2 separate regions of the Homo sapiens genome follow, and region 2 is linked to region 1. A link is a loop called in an ENCODE intact Hi-C map of the cell type or tissue named here. Cell type or tissue: dorsolateral prefrontal cortex. All regions are shown on one strand. Links, peaks and the distances in the headings refer to the core of each region. The heading gives the core; the rest is flanking DNA. Region 1 overlaps LMCD1-AS1 (LMCD1 antisense RNA 1). Region 2 overlaps SSUH2 (ssu-2 homolog).

Evidence for each region. Peaks named below come from ENCODE experiments on the same cell type or tissue, not always from the same donor. Only the 100,000 strongest peaks of a DNase experiment are listed, where the experiment ranks them.
Region 2: it touches region 1 in a loop (4-fold over the local background); 22 of 110 quality-filtered maps call a loop at or near these places.

What each region holds. Positions count from the first base shown.
Region 1 is chr3:8,319,620-8,330,264 of GRCh38, forward strand. The region is part of intron 3 of LMCD1-AS1 (LMCD1 antisense RNA 1); the gene reads right to left. Among named protein-coding and RNA genes, the nearest start is that of LMCD1-AS1, 180 kb to the right of the region's middle. RefSeq lists an enhancer at 91-1,290. In dorsolateral prefrontal cortex, for the core only: CTCF peaks have their summits at 5,330 and 5,540; a DNase peak (open chromatin) is centred at 5,342; H3K4me3 peaks cover 1,362 bases.
Region 2 is chr3:8,624,344-8,634,988 of GRCh38, forward strand. It overlaps SSUH2 (ssu-2 homolog), which reads right to left. Exons shown (of 12, transcript NM_001256748.3): 4 at 9,323-9,452; 5 at 7,706-7,766; 6 at 6,462-6,586; 7 at 5,321-5,383; 8 at 3,355-3,440; 9 at 1,886-1,978; 10 at 1,199-1,304. Among named protein-coding and RNA genes, the nearest start is that of SSUH2, 15 kb to the right of the region's middle. RefSeq lists an enhancer at 5,180-5,269. In dorsolateral prefrontal cortex, for the core only: no CTCF peak of the experiment used is centred there; a DNase peak (open chromatin) is centred at 5,315.

The DNA of each region.
Region 1 (10,645 bases), core at 1,735-9,734:
TGGATTCTGCACATTATAGCCAGGGTAATCTTTTAAAACACAAACTCAATAATGTTGCTCTCCTGCTTCAAGCTTTTCAATTACTCTCAATTAGTCTTAGAATAAAATCCAAACTCTTAACCTGGCCATGCCAATAAGGCATCTGCCCTTTTTCTTCACTGTTCAGCCAAACTGACCTTTCATTTCCTCAAATCGGTCATACATCTTCCAAAGGACCATCTTCCATTTTCCACATGACCTAAGGTCCCTTGCACGTACTGTTCCCATCACACAGACTGCTCTTCCCACTCCTTTCAAATTTCAATTTAAATACAATTTCTTCTCAAATAAATACTCACTGATTCCCAAACTGTAAGCACCCCCTTCTTCCAAGCATAGAAGATCTCATTGTGCTTTTCCTTTTTAACTGTTATAACAATTATAATAAAAGGATAGATGCATGTTTCACATGCAAGAATGTCAAATCCATGAGGGCACATAAAAACGTGACAAGCACATTTCAAATAATGAGTCAGTCAGTGAATTAACGACTACAAGAATGTCAAGAACTTCCTATATGTGGGGTATGGCAACCTATGACTAACAGCCCAAATACCACATGCCTAGTGGTTTGGTGAGATCTCTCTGCATTTTCTATCAAATACAGGAGAAAAAATGTTGCTTTGTCTTCACAAGCAGGTAAGCAACAGGAGAAGATGCATGTTTTCAGTTAATTCATGCTCAAATTTAATTACTTTATCAATTAAGTGTTTTCTCCCAGCCCTCTTTATCTTCTCTCCATGACATAAGCAGCCAAGAACTCAATGAGAAAAAAGCATCCTGTTACATCAGACCCAGTCCTGGTTGGCTTAAAACAGTCTCCATCTATCCCATCTCAGCTCACCTTTATATCTCATCTACTCTACAAGTGTATACCAAAAATGTTTAAAAATCCAACTGTTGATATCAACCTTGACTCCATTCTGTTTCATCTGCTTTGACCTCCCTTATTAGTTCATTTTCATACTACTATAAAGATACTATGTGAGACTGGGTAATTTATAAAGGAAAGAGGTTTAATTCAGCCACAGTTCCGCATGTCTGGGGAGGCCTCAGGAAACTTACAATCATGGCAGAAGGTAAAGGCGAAACAAGGAAATTCTTCACATGGTGGCAGGAGAGAGAAAGAGGGGGAAATGCCACACTTTTAGACCATCGGAGCTCATGAAAACTCACTCACTGTCACAAGAACAGCATGGGGTAAACCTCCCCCATAATCCAATCACCTTCCACCAGTTTCTTCCCTCAGCACTTGGGGATTAAATTCAAGATAAGATTTGAGTGGGTACACAGCGCCAAACCATATCACCTCCTATCTCTGTTCTTACATTTTTCAGATCTCCAACTCCTGATCTGCCCTCAGTAACTCACTATCCATCTTCAGTGTCCTACTGTATCAGACCCCTTGCTCCAGTGAGTCAGGTAGCTATTTCTGTGTAGCAAATGAGTTCATATTCAAGTGGCTTACAACAAAAAAACACTTAGTATGTCTGAAGTGTCTGAAGGTTGGCTGGAGTAAATTGATTTACATTTAATTCAGCCAGAGGCAGCTGTGTTCCGCACGCCTCTCACCCTCCTGCTGAGACCAGTAGGCTCACCTGAGCATGTTGTTCTCACAACAAAGGTAAAAATGCAGGAGGTTGAGGTCCCACTGCACGAGTCCAAGTTGAAACTCTGCTCATGTTATATGCTAACATCCCATAGGCTAAAGCCAGTTACAGCCAAGCCCAAAGTCAAGGAGTAGAACTGCCACTATTCCACTGCAAAGCTGCAGAGAAAAGGGTATGGATGCAGAAAGGGTTGAAAATTAGCCTAAGGCTTCAATCTACCACGTTAAAGACAATCCTCGTGTTGCACATGCAGCATAGGTCAGAGACACTCTAGTATCCCTCTCTCTCTGTACTCCCTTAGGCCCCTTAGCTGGCTCGGCTTCCTGGCTGGTCTCATCTTCAGAAAGAATAGACAATATGTCCATGATGACTATTTGATAATAAAATCCGAAGATATTGGCAAGATTTTGGATGTTCTACTTTAAATATTTTCTAAGCTGAGTTGTTATCTCTTGACAGAGTGGAATTTACTTTGAAAGAAAACTCGAATAATATGAGGGTTTTGTGCTATTTTGGTATTATTTATGCCCTTGTTATGCAAAGTGTGGTCTATGGACCAGGAGGATGGGCAATCGCTTGTGAACCTGTTAGAAATACAGATTCCCAGGACACACTCCAGACCTACTGAATCAAAACCTGCCTTTTGACAAGATCCGCAGGCGATTTATATGCATGTGAAAGATTGAGAAATACTAGACTGTACCAAGATTCTTTTAATCAGGGAAATGCCAATAGGTAACTTTGAAAATGATGATGACTGAAAGACTATATGACCAGTCTTTATAGAGGTAGAAACGGACAACAAATAGCAACGTTGCTGTTGCCATTAGGTTATTAGACTCAGAGCTTTGGCTTTCAAAATCTCCCCTGGGAAGGTGGACAGTGCATTCCTCAGTGAACAGTCTATTTCTTTTGAAATCATAAAATTTCAAACAAATTACAAGAAAGGTCAGGCTGAAAATTAAAGCTATAATTTTATTGGGTGACTCCTTTCTGGAAGACAAAGCTGTTTTCCTTCACTACATTGCTTTTATTGAATTTCTGGTTCATTTAAAAGGGAAAAAAAATAAAAGGTATACACATAATGAATGGGCATATACAGTCTGGTTGAGTAAAAGAAAAAGTATAAAAGATTCTTATTAATTGGCAAATTATAATGGATGACGAAAATAACTGTAATTGTGTAGAAAAGACAAGCATCCAAGCAATTTTCTTATTAGGAATAATGTAGGCAGGAAATGTGAAAAAGGAAGTGCACTTTCAAATTCTACTTATCAGGGGAAAATATGCTAAATGTAATCTGGACAACGGCAATATATACAGTAAAATAAATGTTAACAGTTTCCTTGTGCCCCTTGAAATTCATCCCTCCCTCCACTGCTGTACCAGGCAATCACTTACCTGCTTTCTGACATTAAAGATTAACTTACATTTTTTAGAATGTTGTATAAATGAAATCATATGTTATGTACCCCTTTTTTGGCCCAGCCTGTTTTACTCAGAATAATGATTTTGAGAGTCATTCATGTTGTGTGTGTACCCACAGTTGATTCTTTTTGATTGCTAGGTAGTTTTTCATTGTATGAGTATAACATCATTTGTTAATGGATATCTGGGTCATTTCTATCCAGGCTATTAGAAATAAAATTGGCATGAGAATGTGGATATAAGTCTTCACATGGACATATGTTCTTATTTTTCTTGTATAAATACCTAGGAATGGAATGACTGGCTCATACAACAGGTGTTTGTTTAACTCTTTTAAAAAACACTGTCAAGCTTTTGCTAAAGTGGCTGTACATTTTATATTCCCACCAGCAGTGTGTGAGAGCTCTGATTCCTGCCATCCTCATCAACACTTGGTGTCGTCAATCTTTTTAATGTTAGCTATTTTAATGGTTCTGTAGTATCATCACCCTATGCCCTATGTTTTTCATTTGCATTTCCCTAAGGAATAATTATTCTGCCCATCTTTTCATGTCCTTATTGCCCATTGGTATATTTCTTTCTGAAATGTCTGCTCAAATATTTAGCCCACTTTTACTGGGATATTTTGCTTCTTCTTATTCGGTTGTACAAGTTCTTTACATTACAGATACATGTTCTTTGTCAGATACATGGTATAAGAAAAGACTTAAGGTCCTTTCTGGTTGTCACATTTTAATATTCTGTGATTTGGGTATAATCCTGAGTATTCAGATACCTGTATTTATAGAGTTAACTAGTGGAATAAATATTTTATTTTTCAAGCAACTATTTGCACTTTATGCAGATGTAATCCAATCAAAATGAATACATAGAATGTAAAGGATTCCAGAGGCCTTTGTTTATTTATTTTGTTTCTTAGGACCACCGTGGTTTAAAATGTAGAGTGTGGCTTTAGCCAATTAACAGCAACTTTTGTCCATTGCCCAGCAGCTGTAGAAGAGATGAGACTTATTCTGAAAAAGGAGAAAAGGCAAAAATCATAAAAAAGGGAATCTTTTCTTATTTAGGGGCCCAAACAAGTACATGCCCCAAAAGGCCAGAGGAGCTACCTGAATAGCCTGATAGGCAAAGAGCATCATGAAGGGGATTTGTGAGAGATCCCAGACATAAAATAAAAGCAGGTCTCCCAGGGAGATCAAATGGATGGGCTCGGTTCCTGGTCAATGTGGCCCCGGGAGCCAGCAAGAACAGAGAGATGGCCAGAAAATGCCAGCATCTCCGGATTCATGCAGCTAAGACCAGTGTCCCTTGGGACACCAGGGCCTGTGATGCCTCTTTAAGTACTGGGACTATGTCCAGCACCATTCTGTAGCTTGAGGCCAAAGAAGGAGCCAAGATAGGAATCCTGCCTCCAAGCAGCTCACACTCTAGGGAAGGCAAATAACTACAAAAGAAGGTGTCGCCTAGGAAAAGAATCCAAGGGCAGCTCAGGGATGTGGTGCAGGTCAGCATGACCCAATCCCTGGACCAACTGGAGGCTTCAGAGCTCAGCACCACTGAGCAGAGTAGAGCAAAGTCCACTCAATCTGTGATGCACCATGGCTTTTCTGCCAACCCATAGCAGATGTCCTTCTTAAGTGGAAGACTCAAAGCAGCAGACTATGAGAAAGACTCAAGGACAGAACCACAAAACACCATGATGCCAGCAATCCTGATGGTATTAGTTAGGGCAGAAAGCCTCACATTTCAGAAAATGAACTTAAACTGCAGAGAGACATAAGCCCCAAGCTGTCTTCCAGTGATTAGGCTGTTTCTTGACATAAAGGTCCTGTCACAAATGAAAGCTTGGCAAATCAAAGGTAGAACCTAAGAAAAGAATGACCCCAAAGAGCCCAGAGTCAGAGATGGTACTTTGCCTCTAGCCACCGCCCTTGACTAAAAGAGTGTGCTTGTCCCAAGCAAGAAGGTCTTTTTTTTTTTTTAAATAATTGCTGTAATTAATTAAACATACACCTAAGTTCACTGTTTGGTAAGACTCCATAAAAAATTGTTTAGATTCTTCTTACACCATTCCTTTATGTGTTTTCCCATTAAAAAATCATATTCAAGTGTTGATAAGGTAAAAATACCTAGATATGTCTGATTGATTGCATCATTTGGAAACAGCAGAATGTATTGAAAGACATCTGGTAGCTCAGAGTCTGCAGTGGTTGAGAGGCTGTGCAGCAACCACACTTCTGAACTGCGCCAGCAGAGGTCCCACTGCTCCTGGGACTCAGACACTGCAGCTCAGTCCACAGTCAGGCCTCAAACACCAAGAATCTCCCCTACACCTGCCTCCAAAAGCCGAATGCCTCTACCACCACTATTGCCAGTAAATGGACTTCGTGCTCTGCTGCTTCCTCTGGTCACTTCACATCAAAATCTCCTCTGTGTGTGCATCTTATTGGTGGGGAGCCTAAGCCATATGACTGCATCCGCAAGAGAGGCTAGGAAAATGTACGACCGGCTCCCACCTTGGGTGGAAAAGAGTCCTATTATGGGAAATTATCCAAACAGAAAGGCTTTTCAGAAAATCCTGTATGTCCACGAAACATAATAAATGATTCTCACTAACGTTCAATTTTTTCTTTCTTTTTTTTTTTTTTTTTTGTCTCTTATCAGAGGTTCAAGTCAAGTTGCAGCCTCAATTGCTGCCAGGAAATGATGGGAAAAAATGAGTCTGAATTTTTGTTGCCAGAGAACAAACCTACACTCATTTTAAAGAGCTTTTGTCTGCTCCACACACAATAATGATTAGCTAACAATCGCTATTGTGTTTTGGAAAGTATGTTGAGACTTGTAAAAAAAAATACTTCTATACTTCTGTGGGAGCAAAACTAAATGTCTGAACAATGATAAATTCATTGGAGGCCACAGAGAGTGGAAAAGTTCCAAAGAATAGCAAAGGCTATTTTTCAGATAATAGCAGGCTGAAAAGAAGGTCATGTTGGCAAGATAAAGACACTTTCATAAAAAAGAAGATCAAAGCAACCTATTGAAAATGAATCTATACTATTCATATCACCAAGATGTCATTTAATTCTCTGGTTTGATTCATGAAATAAAGATTAATGATTTTAAACCAGGAGAGAAGGGTCAAATTGTCAGGGTGGATGGATAGCTGTAATATCAGATAAATTCTGATATTACAGTGAAGTCAGTTCAAAAATACTCAAGTACCGCCCCGCCAGCTGCCCCGTCTGGTAGGGAGGTGGGGGGCAGCCCCCGCCCGGCCAGCCTGTCCGGGAGGGAGGTGGGGGGCGCCTCTGCCCGGCCGCCCCGTCTGGGAGTGGGGGCCCCCTCTGCCCGGCCGCCACCCCGTCTGGGAGGTGTACCCAGCAGCTCATTGAGAACGGGCCATGATGACGACGGCGGTTTTGTCGAGTGGAAGGGGGGGAAGTGTGGGGAAAGGAAAGAGAAATCAGATTGTTGCTGTGTCTGTGTAGAAAGTAGACATGGGAGACCCCATTTTGTTCTGTACTAAGAAAAATTCTTCTGCCTTGGAAAAAAAAAATACTCAAGTAGGTATCTGTCTACATTTATGGAAAATATTACACATTTGAAAAGATATATATAAACATACACACACACCCAAGCAGTAAACTGCTTTGTTTGTGGACAACAGCATCAGTAAAAACATGAGGAAATTAACCCTAACAGGCAAAGGTAGTTGACATTTTTCAACTAACTTTTTCCAGGAAAAAAAAAAATCTCAGACCTTCTTTCTTCTTAACAATACCTCATTACTTAGGATGCTTCAGTGTTACTCAACTGTCTTCATAGTCCAAAAGATATGAAGAAAACCATTTAATATCCAGATTGACTTTACGATTCTACACAGATGCATTTTGTATAAATTCCAAACTATATTTACTGTGTATTATAAATATAAAATATATATTCTTTAGATGAAATATTTAGATGAAACTTTATTTTTTATTTTTAAAAATGGCAATAAGTATAAACAGATATTGGGTACTTGACACATGAAACAGCTACCAAAGTTTATGTTACAATTAAGTTCTTATGTTCTTCAGTGGGGTTATGTGCAAAGGTTCAGACTAGTAGTAGATGTCTCTTAAGTGAATTTCACATGTGAATAAAAGTACTTTGATCAAAATCAATATCTTAAGCTTTAAAAATATGCTGAGAGTTAGTTTTAGAACTGTCAGAAAGCTTAGGAAATGTAATTATTCAGTCCACATAGGTAGTTTCTTAAAGAGTCGTTTTGTTAAAAGATATTCTCCTTTTAACAAAGGTGTGGCTGTCTGACTGGACAAACCCCTGACCATGACCAGGCTTAGCAAGCAGCCCGCCTCCCAAGTTCAGCACCCTTTGTTCTGTTCCTAAGGAGCAACAGGAATCCATATAGCCAGAACCCATAGCTTTTCAAACAATTATTTGAAAGTAATGGGACTTCACATATCCCAAGCTTTCAAAAGAAGTTTTCAAATAAACTTCACCTATTACACTGCAAAAATTCACATAGCAACCTCTTTCCTACCTCTGTTGACCTGGAGGCTGGGCTGGCCCCACAAAGGGAGCTTTCATAATGGGAGAAATGTTCTCCAACCTCAAACTGCCATTCTCCTCATCATCTGCAGAGGCAAAGATGAATGGGAAGAGTGGGTCACGATTTCCTGATACAGGCGCTAATCATGCTGGTGACATTAAGCCTGGACAGAGAAGAATTACACCCACAGCCAGATGGAGAGAGTGCCCTTTATTTGCAAGTTTCTGGGTATGGAGAGCTGGTGTTGTGCAAAATGGTAAAGCTAGGAGAAAGTTCACCGCACCTTGGCACACTCTTGCCTACCTCCAAGTGCCCTGGGTTCTCCCATTATTCCCTACAAGGAGAGCACCCTTACCTGTCTTTCAGCTGCTCTGAGCCTTTGGTTCTACATCTGTAAAATGAAGATGAAAATGTAACAGGGTAGGTGTCTGTGAAAGGAACTATAATAGGTAGACATGCTAGACTAATGTACATGCTAGACTAATGTAAGATAGTTTTTATTTCCAACAATCAGCACAAATGATATCAATCTAGTACTGTTGATCATATCTTCTGGTTGCTGTGTTACGGTAAATCTAATCAGCCTAGTTACCAGGTCTCATTAAGACCACCACCTGTTCCCCCTGGCTCTGGAACCCAGCATAAATGACTCAGAACTGTGGCTTTATAACACATTTGTGATGGTACCATGTACTCAGCTCTTACTATGCACCAAGCACTGTGGTAAGGATTAAACACATGCAAACTAATTTAACCTTTGCAACAAACAGCCTGAGGAGCTAGAGGGGAGGGGAGAGAGGAAAGGAGAAGGTCTTTCTAGTGCTCTTCAAATCACTTGCAGGCAATTATCTATTCTGTCTATTTAAAGGACCAACGTGTTCTGGGAGCTTGACCAGGTAATTTTATTTGTTTTAGACTAAGTTTCCTCAACTGGAAAACAAAGGCTAGATGATATCTGTAGTTCTTAACATCTCTAACCTTGCAGACAATTACTTAAGGCAATACCACTCTTGTTGCAGAACACAGGAGTCCATTTGAGTTAGTTCATGAGAAATAAATTTACCATAGTATGGTCAAGGCTAAAACTGGAAAGTGGTGGGTCCTGAGAAAGCCCTGCGGCCAGTCCTTCTATCATGGAAACTCTGCTTCTCTCTGGGCTTCTGTTCTCTTATTCTCTTTATTCTATCCGTCTGGGCTTTCTCTCATAACCCTAATAATGTCAGTTTGCATTTCAGTTTTCCCATTTTCTTCCCCATGCACTCTATGGCCTTTTGCTCCCTGTCATTAGCTGATTCAGTCTCCGTTTTCCAGTTCTGAGAAAATAATCTGGTTGGTCCAAGCCGACCTCAGGGTCCTAGGTCTGTTCATCCTATGGACTGGCTGCTTCTGGGTCAGGACCCAGCCCTGAAGCATTCAGCTGTGATGAATGAGGGGGAGGATCCACCTAGCACAAAGCATAGTCTTTCTCCTCAGCAAGGAAGTTTCCTTGAGAAGGGGAAATATTCAGTAAGGACACTGGAATATCTATAGCATGGCTACTAAACCACATCAATATCTCAATCGATTAAAAGATGTGTTTTTACCAGTGAATGGCAACCCCACACACTGCTGAGGCTTGAAAACACACACACAAACACACACACACACACACACATATACACACATACATGAAGGAGCACCTACTGTGTATCTGTACAATTGCAAACACAAAGCATCCTGCTTTTCTACAATGCCTGAGAAAGAGAAAAGCAGCCCCTGGCATCCAGGACCTGACAGGGCATTACTGGCTAGACCTTGGTGTTCTCCTGTTGAAAATAAACAATTTCACAGAACATTAACATCAGACAAAGCCACTCCATAACCAGACACGATCAAGACAAAAACAGGACCATTATGTAATTATGTCTGAACACAAACAAAGCGTGACGATGGCCCAGACCACAAAAATAACCAGACAGCCCCTTTCCTGACTAACATGAGTGAGGGCTTCTTCTTTATCAATTACAGCTTCAGCCTCACTCTAATCTGTTCTCCCTCTAGATAAGATTACTTAAGGTATGCATTCATTGCCCACTGCTTGACAGCCTCCAATCCAGAGAGAAGCCTCCTCAAAACCTTGACACAAAGCCAAATCTTATAGAAGTCCTTCCTGACACCCCCTTACTGAGATACCCTATAGTTCCCTGTGGAACAGTTCTCCTTCCCTCCTGTGAGAACTGAACCCCAGTTGTTCAATGGCAGGTGTGTTCCTGGTGGAGGACATTCTGCTGGAGGACATTGACATGCTCTATAGCCTAGCAAGTATTTTCACTTACATGAAATTCACTTATTTAACCTAACATTTGCCCTGTGAAAGCAGCATCACTAATTAATAAGTGAAGAAACTGAGGCTTAAAAAAGGTTACTCAAGGTGCACTTTGGGTCATCATTAAAGGTCAAATTTGAGCATAGGGTTGCCTAATTCCAAACCTAGTGCTCCTTATTCCAGAGGGAGATAACCTCCCTAATGTGACTATTTTCCTGGCAATGATTATAGAAGCCAAAGACAGTTGCATTTATAGTAGTCTGTCTCTGTCACCTCTGTCTCTATCTCTGTCTTTCTCTCTCACACACACATACCCTCTCTTCCTGCTCTAAAAACCAAGATAAACAACAAAAACTATCACATTTTTACCCAAAACTTTTGATCAGTCAGAATCTGAAGCTTGGATGGAAACAAGGGCCAGTGACATAATTTAGGAGAAAATGTCAGTGGCACTTGGAGATACCTGCTCCAGATGACGTGCAGCCCCTGGGGATGTCTTCACCTCTGTGCTGCCAGCCTGGGTCATGTTGGCCACATACTTTTCTTACCCTGTCCTCTCCTCTCTGCAAACTGGCACAGATCCAGTCTCTATTACTATTCAAGTGAGTGGACAGGAACCAATTCCTCCTCTCAAACTTTTCATTTAAATGGAGGTGAAAAGTCATCCTAATGTGTACTTACTGTGAAGAGTTGCCCCTATAAATGGAG
Region 2 (10,645 bases), core at 1,318-9,317, 300 kb after region 1:
GGGTCAGCTCACAGAGCTGCCAGCAGCCAGTGACGCCTAGGGATGGTCCTCAGTCTGAGCTGAGCCCAGGGGGAAATCCCTAACTCAAATGGAAGAGTGGGGTGCAGGGCTTCTGGTGGGGGGATGCCTGAGGTGAGCCTTTAAAAAGCCAAATTACTGGAGCAAAGAAAGGAGGCTGACACACCTCCCTATAGTTTGAGGACCCCCATCAGAAGTCCCATTGAAGCCAATCTCTCTGCCAAGGCCAACGGCAGAGTGAGAAAACCTTTTCTGCTAAGAACCAAATAGTAAATACTTCAGGCTTTCAGACTATGTAGTCTGTCATTATCCAGCTCTGTCCCACCATCAGGAAAGCGGCCATAGACAACCTGTCAGAAAATGCGTGGGGCTGTGTTCCAATAAAGCTTTATCGACAAAGGCAGGCAGTGGGCTGGGTGTGCCAACTCCTGGCCCGCAGGACCCTCTCCTCTGGCTGAAGGTACCTCTCACTTCTGAGCTCCTAGCTCTGCCCTGCTCACTGCCCTCTGCCAGTCCTCAAGGCCTCTGCCCCACTGTCCCCTCGCTCCCACGCCACAAGGTCCACTCCCCAATTGCCCTGCATCCAGGTCTGTGCCCAAGGTCACTTCCACAAAGAGGCTTTCCCACCTCCAGCTGGAACGACACTGCCACCCCTCCCTGCCCCTTACCCTGCTTGAATGTTTCTCAGTGCCCCTTCACCATCTGACATTGCTATAAAAGGGTCCATCATAGTCCCCTCACCAGACTGTAAGCTCTATGAGGGCAGGGTCCTTGTTTTATTTGCCATGGTCTACCCAGGGCCAAGAATAGTGCCTGATATAGGAGGAGGGTCTCAAGATTTGTGGAAGGAAGGAGGGGATGAGGAAGAAAGGGAAGGAGGGGATGAGGAAGGAAGGAAAAGAGCGAGGAAGAAGGGAGGGAGGGAAAGAGAGAAAGAGAGTATTAGGAAGGAAGAACGGCATGGTGGGTGGGGAAGGACAGAGGGCTGAGTGTGTAAAAGTCAAAAGGAAACTGACAGCCCCCAGGCTCCCCACAGCCTTATCCATGTCTGGGGAGCTCTGCTCCTACACAACCTGTCCTTCCAAGGAATGCAGCCTGCACACACAGCTAGCAGCCCCAGGCCCACGAGAGCAGAGGAGGAACCCAGCTTCCTTTGTTCCCATCTACAATGCCCTCTTACCACCGAGTTTTCATCCTTAAAGAGGTTTTCTCCTTTGGCTTTAGCAAGGAGCTCCCTGGGGCAGTTGAGCCGGTGCTCAGACACAAACTCAAACAAGCTGTTCTTCCTGGAGGGAAGGAGGATGAGGGATGAAAGCACACAGTGTGGCAGGTTAAAAGCATGGCCTTTGCAATCAGACAGACCTGGGGTTGAGGGCTTGAATTGCTACTGGAGGGACCTTGCAACAGTTCTGTAGCCTCTCTGAGCCTCAGTCTCCTCACCTGTAAAATGAAGCTAGTAAGGAGAGTGACAGTTCAGCTCCATTACCTCATTTCATCTTTGCCTACAAAGCACTTAGCAAGGTGCCTGAGACAGGAGAAACCTTTAATGCACGGAAGCCCTGACTGACTTAGGGACGTAGCAGGATGCTATGGCTCTATTCCTACGGGAAGGGCTCAGTTGTGGAGCGGCTGCTGCCCTAGAAAGTGGTGATGGCAGAATTTGGACTGAGGTCTGTCTGTTCTAAAGCCAGTCAGCATCCCACAACCCCACACTGCCTCTTCCAAGGGAATTCTCCCCCTTCTAAGTCCTGGCAGGTTCTTGCACTGTGAAAGCCCCAACCAACCACAGTTTCTCTGCAGAAGCCAGTCCAGGGCTAAGTCCCTCAGCCACCCCCGCATGCCACAGCATTGAGACACTGCCACATACCACATGATGACAAGCTGGATGAAGTGCAACAGCTTCTTCTCCCCCTTGCAGGTGGCGCAGGTCTTGTTCCCTCTCCCTGAGCAAGTGCTGCATCTGAGAAAGGCACAGAGTCCGTACCCCCAGATCAGTTGCAGGTCCTGGTGGCTTCCAGAGGCTCCCACCTGCACCCCCTTCCTCCTGGAGGTAGACTGTGGTGGGCCTGCATTGTTTGTACCTGCCCACCACCTAGTCCTCCTTCTGCTGGCAGTGCCCCAATATCTCTATGGGGATCACCCTTCCCCCACCCAGCCCACATGGCTCTAGGGCCTGCCCCCCCCCCTCCCCCACCACTAAATTCTGTGAACAGCTTGGGATCTGGGACTGGCCAATCATCTTATTCCATGTCCCTGGTCTCAGTGGCTGATACAAAGATGGGCACATGACCCAGGCGAGTGCAATGAGATCTGTCCCAGGATGTTTGTCGGGACTATCGGGAAAGGGACATCTTTTCTCCTGGGATTAGTAAGCTTGGAGCTACTGGTGATCTCCTCTGCCACTACAAGGAACCCCCTGCCTGCAAATGAAGCCCACACAAAGGAAAGCAGAGTGAGAGGTGGATACAGATTCCTGGTGGTGTTGTTTAAGCACCCGGATCCAGCTGGGCCTGAAGCCATCCCTGAAATATACCCCTGGACTTCATTCTTACCTAGGCCTGTAAATCGACTTTTTTTGCCAAAGCCAATTTGAATTGGATTCCTTTCACTTGCAAATGAAAGAAAAATAAGTGTCTTTTTCCCAGTCAGAGACTGTCTCTACCAACCACGATGGAAGGTGCCACCAAAGCTTCTCCAACTGGCTTGTCAGAAGGATGGCCTGGGCTTTAATGAGGCAAAAGTATCATTAACCAACCCAACCTTGAGTATTTTTACTCCTCACGGTTTCCTGTTTCCCTTAAAAAGTTATAAATACACTAAAGGATAGGATTTACAAAATGCAATGGCCCAGTGTTTGCAAAGCTGTGAGCAGTGATGAAATTTTGTTTATTGTTTAGTCAATCAACCAACTTTCCTTGACTCCTCCTCCATTCAGACCCCAAAATGAGTTATAAATAGGGGCTTGCCCAGGAACTGATCCTCAGTGAGTTAAAAATCTGGCCTTTAGGTGGTTTTTGATATTCACTTCCCAACCCGTGGGCGGGAGAGGTCTCCTTTCCTGGTAACCCCGTCCCTGTGTTTCCTCCCTGCAGTGGCTCTTTCTTCACACTCTTTCCACATATATTGCATGACGAGTTCCAGCCTTGTCCAGAAATGCCAGGCCTTGAGAAAAGCTCACCTACTCTTCAAATAACCACAGAGCACCTACTACGTGCAGAGCTCTGGGGACACAGCAGTGACGAGACAGATGGGTTCCTGTTTGCCTTCCAGATGGGCAGGCAATGAAAAGCCAGAAAGCAAGAGCACTTCACCGCGGTGCTGGGGAGATGCCCCTACCTTCGCCTGCCGGACCCCGCGCACAGCTGACATCTCCGGGACTGCTTGGCTTTGCGCTTGGCTCCGCAGCAGGATGGGCACCGCACCTGCAGACACACCACTGCCTCAGCCCCCGCTGGCCTCCCAGGAAGCAGGGCCAACGGCATCCCAAGACCTGGTTCAAATCCCAGCCTGGTGACCTTCCTCCCCCTGGGCCTTAGCCCCTTCATCTGTAAAATGGTGCGGGGTGGAGATGGGGTATCTTTGGATCCTTCCAGTTGTAGCTTTCAAAGCCTCCACTCCCTAAGATCCCTGTTTCTTTTGAGACATCAGCCTCTCCTGCCTCTTCTCTGATCCCCACAACCCCTGAGACCTGACCCCTACCAAGTGTTGAGAGGAAGCTGGGACACAGGCGCTGGTCAGGGGCCTGGCACTGGAGACAGGGGGCTCCTTTTGAGAAATGGCCCCCAGAAAAGGCCTAGGCTGTGCTCCCAGTTGGGCTCATGGTGGGCTCCAGAAACATTCCAGGGAAGACCACCGCTGGGACCCACAGGCAGTGCAGGAGTGAGCTGGGGATGCAAACCCAGCAGGCGAGGGATGAAAGGGCTGGTGGAGAAGACAGTTCACGGTAGCCAGGGTCAGAGCATGGCCAAAGGATGAGGCTCGAATCAGGACACCAAAGAACGCGAGAAGTTTGGTTTTACCCCCTGGGATTGTTAATAGGCCTGAATGAAGGTTTCTGAAAAGACAACTAATGCCATGAGTAATGCCACTGAGGGGCCTGTGCTGGGTTGAATAGCGGCCCTTCCAAGTTCAAGTTTACTGGAATCCCAGAGTGGGACCTCATTTAGAGATAGTCTTTGCAAATGCATTTAGTTAAGATGAGGTCATATGACAAGGTAGGGCCTAAATCCGATGACGTGTTCTTATTAGAAGCCCATGTGAAGACAAAAAGACATGCAGGGAGAAGGCTGGGTGACAAGGCAGGTGGGGACTGAAGTGGCACAGTCACAAGCCAAGGAACACCAAGGACGGCCCGCAGCTCCCAGAAGCTGGGGGAGAGGAAGGGGATGGCTTCCCTCTCAGTGCCTCCAGAAGAACCAGCCTAGCCCACACCTTGATTTTGGAATTCTGGCCTCCGGAACCGTGATATAATAGGTGTCTGGTTTGTTGCTGTTGTTTGTTTTTTGTTTTTTTGAGATGGAGTCTTGCTCTGTCGCCCAGGCGGGAGTGCAGTGGCACGTTCTCCGCTCACTGCAAGCTCTGCCTCCTGGGTTCACGCCTGTCTCCTGCCTCAGCCTCCTGAGTAGCTGGGACTACAGGCGCCCGCCACCATGCCCAGCTAATTTTTTGTATTTTTTTTTAGTAGAGACGGGGTTTCACCGTGTTAGCCCAGATGGTCTCGATCTCTTGACCTCGTGATCTGCCCGCCTTGGCCTCCCAAAGTGCTGGGATTACAAGTGTGAGCCACCACGCCCAGCTGTGTCTGTTGTTTTAAGCCACCCATTGGTGGTCATGGCTTACAGCAGCCGAAGGAAACTAACTCAAGTGTCACTGTCTACTTTGTCTCTCCAAGCCTTCCAAACTTTACCTGCTCAGCACCCACTGCCCTGCACGACAAATGGAGTTGCTTGTTGGTTTCCCTGGCTGACAAAGACTGCCTGGTAAGAAGAACCCCAGGTCTTGGCCCTCTTACAGGACCTAGAGGTCAGAGCCAAGCAGGTATTCAGTGTATGTTGGTAGATGGATGAGAAAATAAGAGAAAAATTAAAATCGAACTGTCAAAGTGAAAGTGTCATTAGAGACCACACAACCCCACTTTTTCATTTTATAGACGGGAAAATGGAGGCCCAGAAAGGGAGGATGACTTGGCTGAGATGACACAGTTACTGCAGGGAGCCTCAGGCCACCAGCCCAGCCCGCTGTCCCCAGGATCCCCCGGCCACCACACCCTCACTGACTCACCAGTGGTTCACAGATGACTCACCGTGCCCGCCCCGTGGCAGCCGCTGCACTTGTACCGCCCACGCCCATGGCATTTGTGGCATTCCTGAAAGTGCAACGCTTTCTTGGGATCTAGTTTCCCAAGGGCCACTTCTCCCACACCCATAACATCACCATCTAAACCGAAGGTGGAGTGGATCAGGACCAGGATAGGAAGATGGCACAGGAAAGAAATGGCCCTTCCCATTTGACTAAGATTCCAGAAGGCTTGACTGCATCAGGAGATCATGTCACCATTTCCTCTGAGCCCTAGCCCAATCTGGATGCCATCAAGGGGAGACGTGTTCTGGGAGCCCCATATCCTAGCTCACACTCTACGGTTTCCTACCAGGCTGAACTACAAAGGCTGATGGCATTTGCCCATAAGGTAGCTAATGTGGTCTTTGGGAACAGAAGCCATTAAAAAATGGACAGGATTTTTATGAAAGGCAATGAGCTAGCTACTAGTATTTAATCACTAATTTAAAATAGCCTTGGCCCCCTTGAGAAAGGAATAGAACACTTTCTCGACCTCTCAAAGTACTCTTTATCTTAGAACTCTGTAAAAACTCATAGAGCAAAATTGCACCCTTAAATCCAGTCCAAAAGTGTAAAGCAGGCAGTAACCGGAAAAGAACACAATATGAGCTATCTCAGTCGTGTTTTTGTAATCCACTAGGCTCCTCTCCCTTCACGCCACGAATATATGTCCATAAAGCAGGATGGAAGTCAGATTCTGTTTCCTTACTGACTCTCATGCAAAATCCCAGCAGGGTTTTAAGTTTTTATTTTATATCAATTTCATTCAGCCCTTCAGCTGTTTAAGCTAAAATAAATTTTTAAAAAAGATGAAAACTACACTCAACCTGTCCAGGAATGTCACTGCTCACTAAAGCTGGTGACGATTTGTAAATCGGATGATCTGTTTGCTAGGTGAACACTCCCAGATTTGCTTGGAATTTTATTTGGGACTACATTCCATATACCAGGTTTTATTAAATTACGTTTATTTATAACCAACAAATGAAGCACCGGCCTGAATTTTGGGTTTCCCTTCAAAGGATGAGTTTGAGGAAACATGCAGTGCCTGGAAAGCCTCTCAGGGAGAAGGGCAAGTATTCCAGTAATCGCGTTAATCGTATTACCTTGACCAGTGACGAGTGAGGGACCTGGAACTTCCTGGTGTCTTCCTGAAACATCGGAGGACCTTGAACCTTGATGTCCCAGAGCCTGGGGGAGGCGCCTCTTTGCGGCCCATCCACAGAGTGGTCTGACACAGAAAGGGGTCATTGTAAGAATGACGAAGGGCAGCAGGGATAAACTTTCATTTATCCAGCAAACAGCATGAAGCCTTCAGTTGGTGCCAGGCATGAGTCTAGATCCTGGGGCTACAGGGATGGATAGTCAAGGCCTTCCTTGGAGGCAGTGACTAAGCAACCAAGATTTAGAGAGAGACAGATCTGGGTTTGACTCCTGGCTCTTTTATGTCCTAGCTGTTTGACTTTAGAGAAGTTTCTTACCCTCTCTGAGCTTCCATTCTCTCATCTCTAAAATGGGGATAGTCATGGCACCTACCATACAAGATGGTAGTGAAAATTAAACGGAAGAATGTATATAAAATTGTTAGCACCAGGAATGGCACATACTGAGGGGATGACACACAAGAATTGTCACCATTATCATCACCATCCCCTTCACCATCCCATCTTCTTCCTCTTGCTCTGTTCAAGGAGACAGACAGCACACCATCACAATAAGATATGATAGGATATGATACATGCTTTGGACAAGAGTTGCATAAAGGGCTCTGAAAACTCAGAAGACTGGCCCATCCTGCTGGGAGGGGAGCAGCAGGAGGAGAAATCCTGAAAAGCTTCTTAAAAGAAGTGACACGTGAGCTGAGTCTTGAAGAATGGACCTGAGCGGTCTGTTAGGGAAAACAAGGAGGACATAGATCTTCCCAAAGAGAGAAGCTTAGGCCTCCAGTGGGGGCTCAGCAGAAGGTGGGGTGGCAAGGCGAATGGGGAGCACAGGGGCCTAGAAGCTTAGGAGGAATTAGGGGTGGCATGAGGGGGTGTAGGTGAATGCTTAGACACGCATGCTGCTTTACAGCCCGGCCCCGTGTGGCAGCACCAGACTGTAGCAAAAGCAAATGCTTGGCTTTTTCAGGACCTCCTGCTTCCTGGGCAGGAAGCATTTCCTAAGATAAGCACTGGAAAGTCTCTGAGATGAAAGTCCATCCTCTCATTTTGCAGGGGGTAAGGAAGCCAAGGCTCCAAGCAGAAGACCATCTTATTTGAGATGAGTGCCTGAGCCAAGTCCTGATATTTTCCACCAGCACCCTGACTTATTTGCCCCCAGTTAAACTAATTTCAGACAATTCACTTACTAGTAAAGGGTTGAAATGTCCACTCGCTTATCCTGGATTCACTAAAGGTCTCCAGACGGTACTAAAAGGAAAAAAACAGCATGTTCACACTCGTGCCCCTTATGAAGACAGAGCATTATGCAAAAAGATGAAGCTGTTACCCTCCCAGGGCTCAGTGGGGAAACTGAGAGGTCCATGCACAACACCCTCGGCTGCTGGAACTGGCTGACAACAGCGATTTCTGTTCCACGTGCCCCCATGTCTGCAGGGAAGTCAGCCAGCCCCAGGAAATCTCCCCTGACAGGCTCAAACTAGAGCTAATTCAGTTCCCCATGAATTTATACAAAGATTCTATGAGACAAGCTTCAGAGCAGTAGCTGTCTTTGATAGATGGAGGTCCCTGGAATCTATGGCTTTGAGATTTCCCTTATGGAGGAATTTATCTCCCTGATATCAAGATCTTCCTTCTTGATCTTCATCCATAGGGTGACAGAATGGGAAGAGGTCTTGGACATCACTTGCCCTCTCCTTTTACATGTGAGGAAATGGAGGCTCAGAGAGGTCAGCTGACTTGCCCAAGGTCACACAGCCACACAGTGGCCTCTTCTTTCAGATTCCTGCTCTAACCACTGCCTGCAAGTGATTATGTGCTCCTCAGAGGGTGGCTGGATGAGCAGCACTAGAAAATGTGACTGTAAAAGCTGCTCCTCTGCTCTGTCAATACAGGAGACAGAAGTGCCTGTCAGAGGCAGGACTTCCCTGCAGCAATGAATAAAGAATTTCTTGGCACAGTCATGATCTGGGGGAGGCAGAGGGAGCTGAAGTCTAGTGGCAGGTAGATGAACCTCTCTCAGCCCATGCCTTGTGGAAGTATGAAGTGAGGACATAGGCTTTGAGGCTACCAAATCTGAGTTTGAATCTCACCTCTGTCACTTCTAGCTGCATCTTCTTGGGAAAATCACTTTGCCTCTTTAAATTTCCAATTTCTCGTCTGTAAACCAGTGACAGTGATGCTACCGTATAGGGCAGCCATGAGGATTTGACAAGGCGTGTGTGTAGCATGCGTTCTATGATGCCTGGCATGTTCAAGCCTGTCAGTGGTGTTTGATGACGCCTTTTTTTTTTTTTTTTTTGAGTTGGAGTTTCGTTCTTGTTGCCCAGGCTGGAGTGCAATGGCACCATCTCAGCTCACCACAACCTCCGCCTCCCAGTTTCAAGCAATTGTCCTGCCTCAGCCTCCCGAGTAGCTGGAACTACAGGCACCCACCACCACGCCCGGCTAATTTTTGTATTTTTAGTACAGATGGGGTTTCACCATGTTAGTCAGGCTGGTCTAACCTGACTCACCTCAGGTGATCCTGACCTCAGGTGATCCACCCACCTCGGCCTCCCAAAGTGCTGGGATTACAGGCATGAGCCGCCGCACCCGGCCTGACACTTGTTCTTTTTATTATCACTCACAGCCACAGACAAGTCAAGTTGCAGATGGGATTCAACATCACCACCGCTCACACTCAAACACACTGCCCCCAGGACTCCTTTCCCCTGGCCACATCACACAAACAGGCCTCCACTGTCCCAAAGCCCCCAGCTCCCCAGCCCCCCGGCCAAGGCCCCCCACCGGCCCTGGCCTCTCACCCTGCAGAGGGTCTGCCGCTTCAGCTCCTGGATGACGAGGTCTCCAGCCACCGTGCTGCTGTAGCAGCACTTAGAGTCCACAAAGCTGAGGAGGGCTTCCCGGGCCACCTCCTCCGTCATCGCAGGGACTCTGCAGGGGACCGAACAGAGAGGCGGGGGCTTCTGGGAAGGGCCTGTGGACTCACGCGGGCCAGCCAGCCTCCTCAACGTGCAGGCGAGAAACTGAGGCCACGGTAGTGGTAAAGCCCTCAGCAGTCCAACTGGGGAGGGCATCTCCTGCAAAGGGGACCATGTGAACGGGTGCCCAGCGTGAGAACGGGGCAGGTTTTCCTAGAGAACAGCCAAAAACACTTTAGTTGAAATGTGGAGCTTAGGAGAAAAGCTGATAGAATCCTGCAACTGAAGAAACACAACCTTAGAGAGGAATTGTACCATTTTATAGATAAGAAAAACAGAGGTCCAGAGAGGATGTCGCACAGTTAAAAGGAGGCAGAGACAGGCTAAATAAGGCTCCTGCCCTCGGGTACCTTGACCTTAGCCAGAGGAGCTGCTAGCAACATGATGGGAAGACCCCAGCCAGGCACTGGCCCAGGGCTGATGGCAGCGCCCATGGAGACTCACCCTGAGGACCGTGGGTGGGACGACAGACAGGGACCCTAACCTCGGCCCTCTTTCTGCATGCCTCCCCCTCCTCCTGGAAGTCCCTTCCCTGAGGCCATGCCACCCCCTTACTGAAGTCTTTCTGGCCCCAACACCTCCAAGAGGAAAGAATCCTCCTTCCTCCCCTTGCATCTTCATGCATTTCTCCATGGCAGCCCTGAGAGCCATTAATCCACAATTCTGCACACTTGTATCTCCAGCATCCTCCAGCCCTGGCACACAGAGGGGCCCGTCTGTCTTCAGATCCATGGATGGCAGCACAAGAGACACTGTGGGCTGGAGAGGCCAGAGATGACTCCCCGGAGGAAGCAGGGTTCTTCCTAAGCATGGAAAGTGGGTGTCCATGGAGGAGAAGGGGGTTGCTTCTGGCAGCAGCAGGGCCAGAAGCCCCCGGGAGAAGCCTCTCATGCTGCCCAGGTGAGAGGCTGGATTGAAATAGGGGGCAGCTCCACCTTCTCTCCGCACAAAGCTGGCTGGAAACCCTGAGCTCGGCCCTGAGTCCTCTCAAAACAAGGTGGATATGGGCCTTTCCGCGGATCTAGACCAGGGTCAGCAAACTTCTGCAAAGGGCCACATAGTGATATTTGAGGTTTCGTAGCCCACATAGTCTCTGTCTCAATTACTCAGCTCTGGAGTAAAAGCTGCCAGAGACAATACACAGCC